Linked DNA regions of Homo sapiens: all the other regions are linked to region 1. A link is a contact called in ENCODE Hi-C or POLR2A ChIA-PET data. All regions are on one chromosome and are shown on one strand. The core of a region is the stretch at or near the end of the contact, and the rest is flanking DNA. Distances in the headings are between cores, read along the strand shown.

Region 1 (4,162 bases), core at 173-2,672:
TCTCTCTAACGCCCCAGTGGGGGACCTGGCCCAAGTTCCTTTCCCCGGTGATAAGCCCTGACCCCCATTCCCGGGCCTGCCTAATTCAGGGCGCTCTCGGCTCGCCTTCCCCCGGCGACTTCCTTCTCCTGCAGCCTTCGGGTTAATCATTAGATCTCAGTCTCACACCTCCAACTGCCCCTTCCCGTTAAGAGAGGAAGAGAAGGCAAGGCCTGCGCATGGCCATTTTAATAATTCGCTGCCCGTCTCATGCCTGGGGGTCCGGGCGAGTCCTCGCAGGCCCCGGGCAGAGCCGAGGCGGCTTCGCAGCTCTTCCCCCGCTCGCTGGGAGCCAAGCGCAGAGAGGGGCAGGCGGTGCCGGTGGAGGATGCGCGAGGCCCTCCCGCCACGCGCATCCACGGGGGCCGCAGGGTACTCACAGTTGAAGTCGGGCATCTTAGGCAGGATCATGCCCGCGGTGGACGCGCGCAGCCACTGGTCCAGCTGGAAGGTGCCGGCGCCCAGCTTGATGGGGTCGGCGGGGTGCGCGGGGTGCGCGCCTTGCACCTGCGGGTACGAGTAGGAGAGCGCCGGGTGCTGGCCCGCCAGCGCAGCCGCCGCCGCCGCCGCGGAGTAGCCGTAGACCGGGTGGCCGTAGAGCGCCGCCTGCGCCGGGAGGCCCGCGCCGCCCTGCGCGCCCCCAGGGTGCAGCCCCAGCGCCAGGCCCCCAGCGGCGGCGGCGGCGGCGGCGGCGGCGGCAGCGGCCGCTGCGCCCGGATGCGCGTGGTGGTGGGGCCCCCCGTGCCCGCCGCCCGTGCCGCCGCCGCCGCCGCCCGCGCCCAGGAAGCCCGGCTTGGGCAGCAGCGCGCAGTGCGCGGCCAGCAGGCGCGGCGGCGACGGGCTCTCGGCGCGCAGGCGGTCGGCGGGCGCAGCCGGCGGCTCCGAGGACGCGGGGCTGCAGCTGCCGCTAGTCCCGCCGCTCGCCCCGCCGCCGCCGCCGCCACCTCCGGTGCCAGATGCGGCGGCGGCGAGCGACGTGACCAAGGCCAGCGGCGCGCTCTGCGCAGAGGCGGCTCGTGGGGGGTCCACCGCCAGCAGGGCGTCGATGCGGAAATTTTTGGATTTTTCCATCGGCTCGTTTGGGGCTGGCGCTCAGGGCCCGGTGGCGGGCGACGCGGCCGTGTGCGGGCTCGCGGAGTCAGTGCGTGCGGTGCAAGCCCGGGGGCTCGGTATTGTTATGGTGGTTATTTGCCAATAATCAAAGTCGCCGCCGGAAACTCAGCCGAGGGTGACCATGGTCCCGGCGCCTCCTCCGTGCGGGCCCCGCCCCGGGCCGCGCTCGCACAAACTCCCACGCGAGTGCTTCCCCGCGTCCGGGCCCGGGAGCCCGGTTCTTTGCGCTGCAGCCCTCAGGCGACCGCGCGGAGGCCGCTGCCGCCGTGGTGGGGACCCGCGCCCCTCCGCGCACTTGAAGCTCAGCGCGGCTTCCGATTGGCGCGCGCAGCGGGGGCCCGGGGAGGGCCGCGGGCTCCGCCATTGGCCGAGGGGCGCACCTGTCACCGTCCCGGCCGCCCGCCGCCCCGCCCCCGCGCCGCGAGGTCCTAAGCAGCCCGGGCTGTTGCGCGGCGCTGGCGGGCGGGGACACCAACGGGGAGTGGATACTCCGAGGCTCAACCTGGGGCCTCTGCCCGCCCTCCCCTGGGTGCGGAGCCGGACGGCGGGCACTGGCAACCCCCGGGCCCCTGGAGAGCCCCGCGGCGGCCCAAGACCCGCTCCCGAGACACGTGGGCCCCTCCGGACTTGGTTGGTCCCTGGAGCCAGCTGCGCGCGTCCTCTCCGGCCTCCTTGTCGGCGCTGGAGTGGGTCCACGTCTGCCTTGCGGAGCGCGGTGGTTCCACGCTCCTGAGCGCCCACGCTGCGCAGACCTGGCCGCTCTGCGAGGCGACGGCAGCGCACTGAAGACCGTGGTGTTTCCCAAGCCCTCCCTGCTCTCGGGCCTCCAGGGCGCAGCAGGGGAGGGTTTTGTCCCCGTGGCCAAAGCTCTGCAGGTCGAACCTTATCTGCTATGGGAAGGCCCCGCATTTTCAGGTGTGTGTGCGGGGGTGTGGGGGTGTAAACGCGCATGTGAGTGTGAGTTTGGCCTCCACGAATCCTCTCTGGGAGCCCCTGCCCCAGTCAAGGCGGAGACGGTAGATCTGGGCGCTCTGGCCTGCAGAACCCAAGTCGGCTTGCAGACGTCGCCCACGTGCCTGCTCAGTGGAGCGGGTCCTCGGTGACAAGGCTCTTCCTCGCTGCCGAGGGATGCCCATGGGCTTGCGGGAGTCAAGGCCCACACACCTCGGCCCTGAAAAACCCGTGGGGCCCGGCATCCTTCGGAAGCCCTGCCGCTGCGACCCCCGGCCAGTCCCCGGGCAGGAGCGGGGAAAGGCTATGTCTCTCGTGCTGCCGGGGCCTCCTGGGAAGTGGAGAGGAAAGGGCTTCCCGTGAGTGAGCGAGGCACGGAGTGAGCATCCAGGTCTCACCCCTCCCCCACACGCACACTTCAAATATTTACAGTAAAACCACTTCCAAGGGCGTTTTTGAAGCTGAAAGAATCCACACAGGGGTCGGGAAGTCAAGCGGCATCAACACCAGGCTTTGTCAATAGCGCCATTAGACCCAGTTATCTTCCCCAGCAAGCGTGAGAACTGGGAGGGAGTTCCAGGTTCCAGGGCTTGCTATGCAGGTGAGAGGTGAATAAAGGACCGGAAGGGGCTGTGGAGAGGGGAGAGAGCCAAAGAGAAACTCAGTGCCAGGTAAACTTCAAAATTAGCACGCCAGGTTGCTACAAGAGGGATTTTTAAAAAGGCAAATATAGAGACCTTGCCACTTCTCCTCAAAAGGCTTTTGACCTAGGCGAGAGTTGATGACAGTGACTCTGTTGCCATGAGTGGTATCGTTTTCATTATAACACAGGGTAGTTCCCAGATGCACAGGACTGGTTGGAAGGTTAGGAGGATGGCAATGGATGAGTAACTGCAACTTGGAGTAAATGTGATCTGGCTTTGCAGAGCCGACCACTGGTAAAAAGAAATCCCAGGCATTCACATGGAGTTTGTCGTGCCTTTAGATGTCTTTGTGGTGACACAAATGCAGTTCTACCTCTCACTGGAGAGAGGGAAACACGCGCATTTCTTGAACACCTACTATGTGCTATGAGCTTTCTGCAATTCTCATCCGTAATCTTCACTATGACACTAGAAGGAAGATTTTTATCATCTCCGTATCTCCATTTTCTTTTCTTTCTTTTTTTTTTTTGTATTTTTGGTAGAGACGGGGTTTCACCGTGTTAGCGAGGATGGTCTTGATCGCCTGACCTCCTGATCCGCGCGCCTCGGCCTCCCAAAGTGCTGGGATTACAGGAGTCAGCCACCGCGCCAGGCGCCCCCCACTTTTTTTTTTTTTTTTTGAGATGGAGTTTTGTTCTTGTTGCCCGGGCTGGAGTGCAATGCCATGATCATGGCTCACTGCAACCTCCATCTCCCAGGTTCAAGCGATTCTTCTGCCTCAGCCTCCCCAATAGCTGAGATTACAGGCATGTGCCACCAGGCCAGGCTAATTTTTGTGTTTTTAGTAGAGATGGGGTTTCACCATGTTGGTCAGGCTGGTCTCGAACTCCCGACCTCAGGTGATCCACCCACTTCAGCCTCCCAAAGTGCTGGGATTACAGGCATGAGCGACCGTGCCCGGGCTATCATCTCCATTTTCTAGAGTACAAGTTCAGAGAGTTTGGGATCCTTGTTCCCAGCAGACAGTTTGGCCTTAGAGCTGGGAGTGGGACCAGGTCTGATTGCAGAGGCCACACTGTTCCCACCCTGCTGCCCTCAAAGCTTTCAGGTACACCTAGCCCTGAGTCCCCATCCCATCTGTTTCTTTTTGGGGAGGGAAGGATTGTAAAGGAGACCAGAGATTCTTAGCCACCTGTCCCAGGCAGGAAGCCCTAGCTGTGACTCTGCCTCCCCAGGGTAGAGAACACAGCCTTGGCCTCCTCCTCCAGGGGTTTGGCACCAAGGCTGACTTGCCTTTCTCTTCTCATCACCCCCATCTGCTGGGGGCAGATTGCTTGGTCCTGAGGTCAATGATTTAGGGAGCTGGGGGAAGGGAGTGGCTGCAGAAGAAATCTCCCAGGATGGACCTTGGAGAA
Region 2 (4,356 bases), core at 1-2,500, 1.7 Mb before region 1:
ATCTACGTATCTGGTTGTGTGATCCTCAAGCACTTATGCAAGGTGGAGTGTAAACAATGGCCAAGACCCAAACTGCAATGTTCCCTGAAGTCCAACCTGCTTGGAGTCCTTGGGAACGTGTACAATGGTTAACAGGCTTGAGAGGAGTCAGCTGGGAGAGTGAGAGCGAGACTGCCCTGCAGAGGGGCCGCTGAGGATGGACCCCTGTAGGCCGTCCACACCCACCACGCGTGTCATCCTCAGGAAATGCAACCGGATGCTCGGAATTTCGCCCCTAAAGCGACTCAGGGCAGTCTCAGCTCAGGAAGACTTCTTTTTTTGACCTTCTGGCTTAAAGCCACAACCCCAGGCTGAGGATGCCACATCAACGGCGTTTCCTCGCCACGCTGCAGGCGTGACTCACGTTTCTAAGCCTGCAGGGTCCCCGGGCCAAGCGCGGCTACTGAGAGCACAGCGTCCTCCCTCAGCCCCTGCTCATCTGCACGGAGCAAAGCCGCAGCTTTCTCTGCTGTCAGCGCTTTATACGACTCGGATGTAGGCTCTGAGCGGGCACGGGCCCGCCCTCAGACGGCGACCCGAGGGGCAAACAGGATGGAGGCGCGCTCCCTTGGAGGCTGTGGTCTCGATTTTATCTGCTCCTGGGTGGTGCGGGTGGTTTGCTCTCTAGGCGTGAGCAAAGGCCACAAGGGGCCCGAAAAAATCACCCAAGGATGCAAGCCCGCCATTGCGCTGAGCAGGGGCCTCCCCGCCGCCAGAGCCCGCGCCCCTCCAGGGAGGCCCGCGCGATCGAGACCCGCCGCCTCCCGGCCAGGCGCGGGACACCAGGCGAGGGGAGCCAGGAGCCGGGAGGGGCGGCGCCGGGCCCGCAACCCCACCCTGTCCTGCCTCCGCCTCCTCCCGGCAGGACCGTCCCCTCCCAGGCCCCAGCTCCGCGGCCGCCCACTCGCAGCCGGCCAGTCCCGCTCGGGCCCGCGTGCCCCGCAGCCGCCACGCGCCCCGCAGTCCGTGCCGAGGCTCCCGCCCGAGTGCGCGCGGGCCGGCGGTGGCGTGTGCGCACGTCATATGGGCCGCCGGCCTCCCATTGGTTGCGGCCGCCTCACCAGACCGCGTGCGGACGGGCTCGCGGGCGGGGCGGGGCAAGCTCAGGCCACGCCCCTGGGCGGTGCGCGCGGGCGGTGGGTAGGCCGGGCAGGCTCACGTGATGCGGGCCCCGCGGCCCGCCATATAAACCCGCGCGCCCGCCAGGCGCTGCGGCCGTCCCGGGCCGTGACTCCTCCTTTCCCCCGCCCCGCCTCCGTTCGGAGAGCCGGCGGGCGGGCGCCTCTCGGCCAGGTACGCGGCCGGCTGGGATAGGGGTCGCGGGCGGGCTTTGGTCGCGCAGCAGCCGGTCCTCCCCGGAGGTAGGCGGGCGCGGGCCCTGTTGGGTCTTTGGGACGCGGGTCCCGCTGGGGCCGGGGATGCTGCTCGCTGTGAGCGCGGGTCCCGTCCGCCGCTGGCCCCGGGCGGGCGCACGGGGGTCTAACCTTGGGGGGCGGCGCTGCCGCCTGGCCCGGGTGCCGGGGTTCGCGTCCCGCGGGGCCTTCCTCGCTCTTTGTCTCTTCTGAGTGAACTTGATGACCCCCTTCTTCCAGGAAGCGCCTCTTGGACGCGTGTGACCGATGCCCAGATTGCACGACCACTTCTGGAGCTGCTCCTGTGCGCACAGCGCGAGGCGCCGAGGCCCCCCGCGAGCCAGCGCCGCGGGGCTGGCGGCCAAGGTTGGGGAGATGATCAACGTTTCCGTGTCCGGGCCCTCCCTGCTGGCGGCCCACGGTGCCCCGGACGCTGACCCCGCGCCCAGGGGCCGCAGTGCTGCGATGAGCGGCCCCGAGCCCGGCAGCCCCTACCCCAACACCTGGCATCATCGCCTGTTGCAGAGGAGCCTCGTGCTCTTCTCGGTTGGGGTGGTCCTAGCCCTGGTGCTCAACCTGCTGCAGATCCAGAGGAATGTCACTCTCTTCCCCGAGGAGGTGATCGCCACCATCTTTTCCTCCGCCTGGTGGGTCCCTCCCTGCTGCGGGACAGCAGCTGGTGAGTACCCCTCCTGGTTCTTCTGGAAGTAAAAAGGGTGTCTTTTCGGTTGAAAGTACTTTTCAGCCTATAAGAAACATGCATTTGAAACTGGAACTATCCACAGATTGAAAGTGTGCATCTCCAGTCTTGGGATTTAGAGAAATGAAGGAGGGGTAGAGAGGACCTGGCACCCCCGAGGGCGGGTTCGGGCCACAGCTCTCTGAAGTTTGAGGAAGCACAGTGATGGAGATGAGGCAGGGAGATAATTGGCTGTTCAAGCAGGTGCTGTGCCAAGCTGACTGAGGGCCCTTCCCTCCTGGCGTCCGGGTACAGCCCCAGCTGTCATCCCGCGCCAGCCGCCCCGGATTGGCCGCCTGGGGAACTGGTGAGCAGCGGGACTGAAAGGCCATTGGTCGCGGCAGCAAACATGCTACCCTGCTGGATAACTGAAAACAAACCCGTCACATGGGTTCAGGAGGCGGTTGCCAGGGGAGCAACTTCTCAGCACTTCCTTTTGCCGGGTCGCTGAGTAAACTGTGGTCTGAAGCCAAACCGCCTACACCCTGAACTGTTAGAGCTCTGTAGATTACGTTCTTAAGGAAAAGAGTAACCCCCTTACGGCGTTTAGATTTTCGTACACCCAAGCAGTAGCATAGATGCTGTACAACGTAACACTGAGTCAGTCTGAACTGTGGACACGGGGACTGCTGGGTGTGTGTACTAGACTTTCTTGGCTATCATTGAACCGCTTTTATAGAAATGTTGAGTTGATCTTGGCTCAGCAGATCACTTACTGCTCCTGTAGTCACACAGCATTTGTTTATTTAACGAGCTTGTCGGGTGCTTTCTGCAACCTCAACTCTATAAGCTGTTGAAATGTTAATCCAAAAGTGAGCACCACAAGCCCCTATCCTTAAGCAGCTTAGAGTCTGGTGGGGAAAACAAACCAGTATGTCAGTGACTCCAGTGCAGTGCAGGGAGCATCCTGTTTGCTTTGTGGCTGACGTTTGTCAGCTGACTGCTGACCATAGGCTTCAGATGCTTTGCTGTGTTCATTCCTTACAGCAATACCATGTGTAGCTTCATTTATAGATGTGGCAACTGAATCACAGGTGAAGTCACATCCAAGGGTGCGCAGGTAGAAAGGGGCCAAGCCATCGTTGGTAACTGCTCCTGCTGCCTTGGTAGGTGTGTCTCCTGCACTGTGGAAACACATTGCCTCAGTTGACTCACTGAAAACAGCAAGCAGCAGAGAGGTTTGTAGCAGATTAACAGAGGGCTCCGTGTTGAAGAACTAGGACAGGTGTCTGTAATTATTAAGTAGTGGGTAGAATGTTTTCATATTTGTTCTCGGAGGGACGGGATCCTCTTTCGTTTTTCGAAACACTTTATGTGGCTGTACTAATTGAACATTTTTTGAGAACTATATCTAGATTTAAAATTCCATGTTTCATATACATTTGGCAGAATAGTTTCTTTCCTTTAACCAAAAACTTGATCTTAGAAATGAAATAGTTTAGCCTTCAGTATTTGTAATTGGATCCTCAAGGGTTTCTAGGAATATCTGGACAATTTCTCATACTCTCATATTCTACTTTTTTTTAAACCATCAGCCAAGAGCATAAGTAAAATTTTTCATAGTATGTTTTTTACCTATTTATTTATTAAGCTATAGTGAAGTAAAGTTAATTTGGGGGGTCCATTTTTCAGAACTCCAAAATTAGAACCTGATGAAGTATAATAAATTGAAAACAACATTTTTTATCTGAATGTTTGATGCAAACTGTGTTTCTTGTTTCTCAGTTGAACCTAAAATGTATATTTCTTTCATACTACACTGAGGTGAAACAATTGCAGGGTTCTCAAGAGCCCTGGGACACAGTGACCCTTGTGTCCCAGCATCCAACCCCACGGGCCGGCACCCCACTCCCCCCTACAGACATTCATTCCTGCCTTCATCTTTGCCATTTTACTTCTCTTTTGGAATGCCATTCCTTCCCACCTGTCCAAATTCCAAGTTCGTGTCTATAAAGAATAACTATTCCAGACCACAGTGATCTCTTTCTCTGTGTCCCAGTTACATAATCCTTATAATTTTACACATGAGAAAACAAACATGCAGAGCCACGTCCCATCAGAGGGCAAGCTGGGATTTGAGGCTGAGTTTTCTCTTCTTGGTCTGGTGTTCTTTCCGCAGCTTGAGGCTTGACCATGCGGGAACCAGATGGAGAATAAGCGAAGCCTGTGTGGGGCTGTCTCGCCCCGTACTTGCCCATGTGCATGTGTGCACAGTAGGTGCTCAGT
Region 3 (4,069 bases), core at 673-3,172, 1.8 Mb after region 1:
CAGAACTGTACATTCCCAAGCTCCTTACATTATATTCTTACTCCAGTTGCAATATGACGTCACAAAGTAGCATCTACTACCTTCTTCTTGTCTTGGGCACGCCTCCTTTCTAATTCTTGTTTGCCATCTGTGTCATGCCTTACTTCTCAGGTGTCTCATGACTGGAAACAGGGACTTTTCTCCTCTAAGAGAAAATGACCCTTCCGAAACCCACTGCTGGTCACCTTCACCCCAAAGTTTATATTAAGCCTAATGGAAGAATCATTAAAATCCTTTCTTGCAGTGTGAAACTGTGAAGCCAAGTCATGGCTAAGAAAGAATTAGGGAATGACAAGAAAAAGATTTGAAGCCAACTCTTCGTGTCTATAGTCCATAAATATACGAGGTAGAGAACTGCCGGGTTAAAAATAAAATAATACCATGACTCTTGTTATTGCTGCAACTCTTCCAAAACTTCCTGCCACACACACACACATTCACACTGGATTCAGGTCGATCCCATATAAAAATGCTCAGTCTCACAATTATACTTGCAAAAAAACTGAAACAATCTTTCAATTATCTAATATCTCCACATCTTTCGAGAGACACTTACTGCCCTTGAAATGCGTCAGAAACAACCAAGACACGAGTGCGTCTTCTCCCGGTAGAAGAAAAAGTTAACTTCTCCCCCACCAGCTGTCATTACGTTTTTTAAAAAACAGAGAGAAGGAAAAGCTGAAGCCACCCGGAGCATTTCCAGGCCGGCAGGGCTTTGGGAATGCGCACGAGAATCGCGCTGGGCGCTCTGAGAGCAGAACCGGCCGCTCAGGCCCCTAAGGAGACCCCGCGGGCGGCACCAGGAGGAAGCGCGCGCTCCGGGCAGGGCCGCGGCCGAAGAGGGGGCGCCAAGCCCGGTACCTGCCGCTGGCGCTCGGGGTCTGCAGGCCGGGGGAGGGAAGCGGGCTTTGTGAAGAGGGGTCTCCGAGAAAGCCGCGCGGGACGGCGAGGGGAGGCTTCACGAGGGCAGACGCGCCCCGGACCCGGAGCCTGGGCGGGCGGGGAAGCGGAGAAGGGGACGCCCGACTTGGACGGAGGGAGGGCACGGAGCACTCAGGACTAGGGCGGGAGCGGCGAGCAGCGGGCGGCGGCCCCAGGCGGACAGGTTCGCAGGGAGTGGGCCGGAGGCCGGGGCGGGGCTGGGGTCTGCACTCGCCCTAGCGGGCAGGTCGCCAGCAGGCTGGGAGTCGGGGCCGGGGGGCGGGGCGGGGTCTGCACTCACCTAGGTTGGCAGGTCGCAGGAACCGGCCCGGGGGCCGGGGCTGGGGTCTGCACTCGCCCAGGCGGAAGGGAAGCGCCTGCCTGGACCGGGGTGGGTGGGGGACTACGAAGGCGGGAGCCGGGGCAGGGCTGGGGTCTGCACTCACCCAGGCGGCAGGTCGCGGGGAGGGGAGTGCCTGCCTGGACGAGGGGAGATCGGGACTGGTGGTCAGGGGTCGGGACGGGCAGGGGTCTGCACTCACCCAGGCGGGCAGGTCGCAGGCGCGCACCCCCAGGCGCACGACGCGCTCCTCGTCTTCCAGCAGCGCCAGCGCGCGGCACAGGCGCAGGGCCTTGAGGCCGCGGCTGCGGCGACACCAGGCGAGCAGCGCGAGCGCGAGGAGAACCCAGCTGAAGCTGAGCCCCAGGTAGCCCAGCGCGTACACGGGCAGCAGCAGCGCGAAGCTCCGCGCCAGCTGCGCCAGCAGCCCGGGCAGCTCCACGCTCAGCACGCCCCCGGGGTTCTCAGGCGCCGCGCGGCCCCCAGCCCCGCCGGCGCCCGCCTCCGGGCCCTCGCCCCGGGCGCCGCTCATCGCCCCGCAGTGCCGCGCTGCCCTCCCGGCCGAGGCGGGCTGGGTGCTCGCGCTGATCCCGGGCGGCTCAGCCCCGCGCCAGCGCCCCTCTGAGGGGACGCGGCTCCGCCGCACGCCCGCCTCCGCCCGGGACGGTGGCGTCATCACGCGGGGCGGGAGCGGCGTGGGCCTGGGGCTGGCACGTCACCGGGAGCGGGCGGGGTGGATACTGACGTCATCGCGCGGGGCGGGCCGTGGGCCGGGTCGGAGACTACTGGAGTGGGCCGGGCAGGCGCACGACGTCATCACGCGAGCGTTGTGTCTCGGCTGGCGGGAGCCGGGGACGGGAAAGGAGAGTGCTCGGTGCGTGGGCTGGGCGTGCCTGCGTCCCCTCGAGCCCCACGGGGCACCCTCCCCACTTGCCTGTGGCCTCGGAGCCCGCGGGCGGTTTTGGCTCGGCGTCGCGCCCCGAGGCGGCTTCCGGGTGCGTGGCTGCGCTCGCCGAGGCCCGGGAAGTTGCCGTCGTCAAACCCAAAGGCTGACCGCCTCTGGGAGCTGCTGGCAAACGTGGGGGTGCGCGGCCGCTGAGCGCAGCCGGGGTGGCGGTGGGATGAGAGGGCGGCGTCCCTGTTTGCGGTCATTTTGCGGCCAGGAGGACGGGTGAGAGGGCGCCGCCCGCCGGAGGTCGGACGGGCGCCGCTGGCGGGAGTCCTCCGGTATTTTTCGGTGTGAGGTTGCCTAGCCAGTGTGCAAGGTTGTGGCTTTTGCGGAGTCTCTCGGGACGGTCTTGTTATCGGGCATTCCGGCGTGAGAACGCTGCCTCTGGGGCCCTTCCCACCCTGCTTGTCAGGGTTTTAAACACAAACGACTCCGTTGTGACCTTGACAACTCTCACACAGTTCAGTTGGCTTTTAAGATGCCTTTAATCCCAAAAGTCCTCCCTGAGGGGTCTGGTAGTGCCGGGCAAAGACCACCGCAAGCGCCCAAGGGACGCTGTTGACACTCGGGAACTCCACCCCGGGCACCACGCAGCTTCGCCGAAGGTGTTAATATTGTGGCCAACTATGAATAGCTGTTTCAAACGACTAATTTTGGGCCTTTCCTGTGATTCCTGAGGTCACTTTTCAGTTAACTCAAAAACACAACTATTGATCACTTTACTTTCCAGTGAATTCAATCGAGTTAATTATATTTGTTCTGTAGTTTCTTTCAAGGAAACTCCAAGCCAAACAGTAGCAAAGAACATCCTACTTGACTGTTTTTGAGCATATTCAGTGAATTCCAAGGAAATTTTTACTGAATTTGTAACAGAGTAGGGCACTGGCAGGTACTGAATGAATAAACAAATGCCCAGAAGAAGCAGGGTCACCTTTACATAGGAATCTGTCTCCCCTCGTTCCTGCGTCTTCATAATTTTGTGTGCATATGTATGTGGAGATTATATCACATATGTAAAACATTGCAGAGTCTAAACTCTCAACTCCAGGCAAGGGCAGTAAACCCCAAGCAAGGAATGGAAGTGGTTTCCCTTTTCTTACTCTTCACAGTCCCTGGTTTGCTGCAGCAACAAATTATATTATGTAGATTGTAAATATGCAACCGGTTAATGCTCCTAACACCACCTTTCATTCAAAACTAAGCCTCAACACAAAAGCAAGTAATTGCTTTGTTGACACAGAAAGGAGCCTGAGCCTTTCTTTTGCAGCTTTCCTCTACTGGAAAATTGTAGGATCACATCCTACAAAGACTTGCATAAACATAAGCCACGTAAAAAATTCTGTAATCCCAGCACTTTGGGAGGCCGAGGAGGGCAGATCACGAGGTCAGGAGATCAAGACCATCCTGGCCAACATGGTGAAACCCCGTCTCTACTAAAAATAACAAAAAATTAGCCGCGCATGGCGGCGCGCACCTGGAGTCCCAGCTACTCGGGAGGCTGAGGCAGGAGAATTACTTGAACCCGGGAGGCGGAGGTTGCAGTGAGTCGAGATCGCACCACTGCACTCCAGCCTGGGCGACAGAGCAAGACTACGTCTCAAGAAAAAAAAAAAAATCCTGTGCCATGTGCCATCCAGTGGTTGACCCAAGGATGTAAACTAGATTGAAGAGAAGTTTCCATGTTGCATACCAGTCAGCCCAAGTGTCCTCAGCTTCCCTCTGTGTGAGCCCCGGGTTTCCAGCCCCTCCCTGTGGTTAATTGCCTGCAGAAAGCAGATCCTAAGGCTCTGCCACAGCTCAGTCTTACAGGTGTCTGGTCT

The links. Hi-C counts contacts between places; a loop is a spot of excess contacts on that map. ChIA-PET counts read pairs that join two places held with the same protein, here RNA polymerase II (POLR2A). Pooled maps may share reads with other maps.
Region 2: a loop to region 1 is called in a map with no recorded cell type, with 19 times the contacts of the local background. The contact joins the promoter of INSIG1 here to the promoter of MNX1 in region 1. A Hi-C loop is called at or near these places in 14 of 37 single-sample maps with no recorded cell type and 5 of 50 pooled maps. POLR2A ChIA-PET finds 5 or more read pairs at or near these places in 1 of 52 experiments (MCF 10A).
Region 3: a pooled map shows a loop between it and region 1 (23-fold over the local background). The contact joins the promoter of ESYT2 here to the promoter of MNX1 in region 1. A Hi-C loop is called at or near these places in 2 of 37 single-sample maps with no recorded cell type and 5 of 50 pooled maps.

The regions. Positions count from the first base shown.
Region 1 is chr7:157,009,241-157,013,402 of GRCh38, forward strand. MNX1 (motor neuron and pancreas homeobox 1) reads right to left here and starts at 1,423. Exons shown (of 3, transcript NM_005515.4): 1 at 420-1,423. The coding sequence starts at 1,110. MNX1-AS1 (MNX1 antisense RNA 1 (head to head)) reads left to right here and starts at 1,617. Exons shown (of 2, transcript NR_038835.1): 1 at 1,617-2,067. RefSeq lists silencers at 585-634, 645-714, 1,225-1,834.
Region 2 is chr7:155,296,628-155,300,983 of GRCh38, forward strand. It overlaps INSIG1 (insulin induced gene 1), which reads left to right and starts at 1,251. Exons shown (of 6, transcript NM_005542.6): 1 at 1,251-1,332; 2 at 1,632-2,070. The coding sequence starts at 1,659. It overlaps INSIG1-DT (INSIG1 divergent transcript), which reads right to left and starts at 2,353. Exons shown (of 2, transcript NR_183448.1): 1 at 1,524-2,353. RefSeq lists enhancers at 247-296, 2,707-2,776 and a silencer at 757-1,586.
Region 3 is chr7:158,827,587-158,831,655 of GRCh38, forward strand. It overlaps ESYT2 (extended synaptotagmin 2), which reads right to left and starts at 1,923. Exons shown (of 23, transcript NM_001367773.1): 1 at 1,503-1,923. The coding sequence starts at 1,832. RefSeq lists enhancers at 697-766, 2,777-2,886 and silencers at 887-1,086, 1,167-1,216, 1,307-1,496, 1,547-1,646, 1,737-2,466.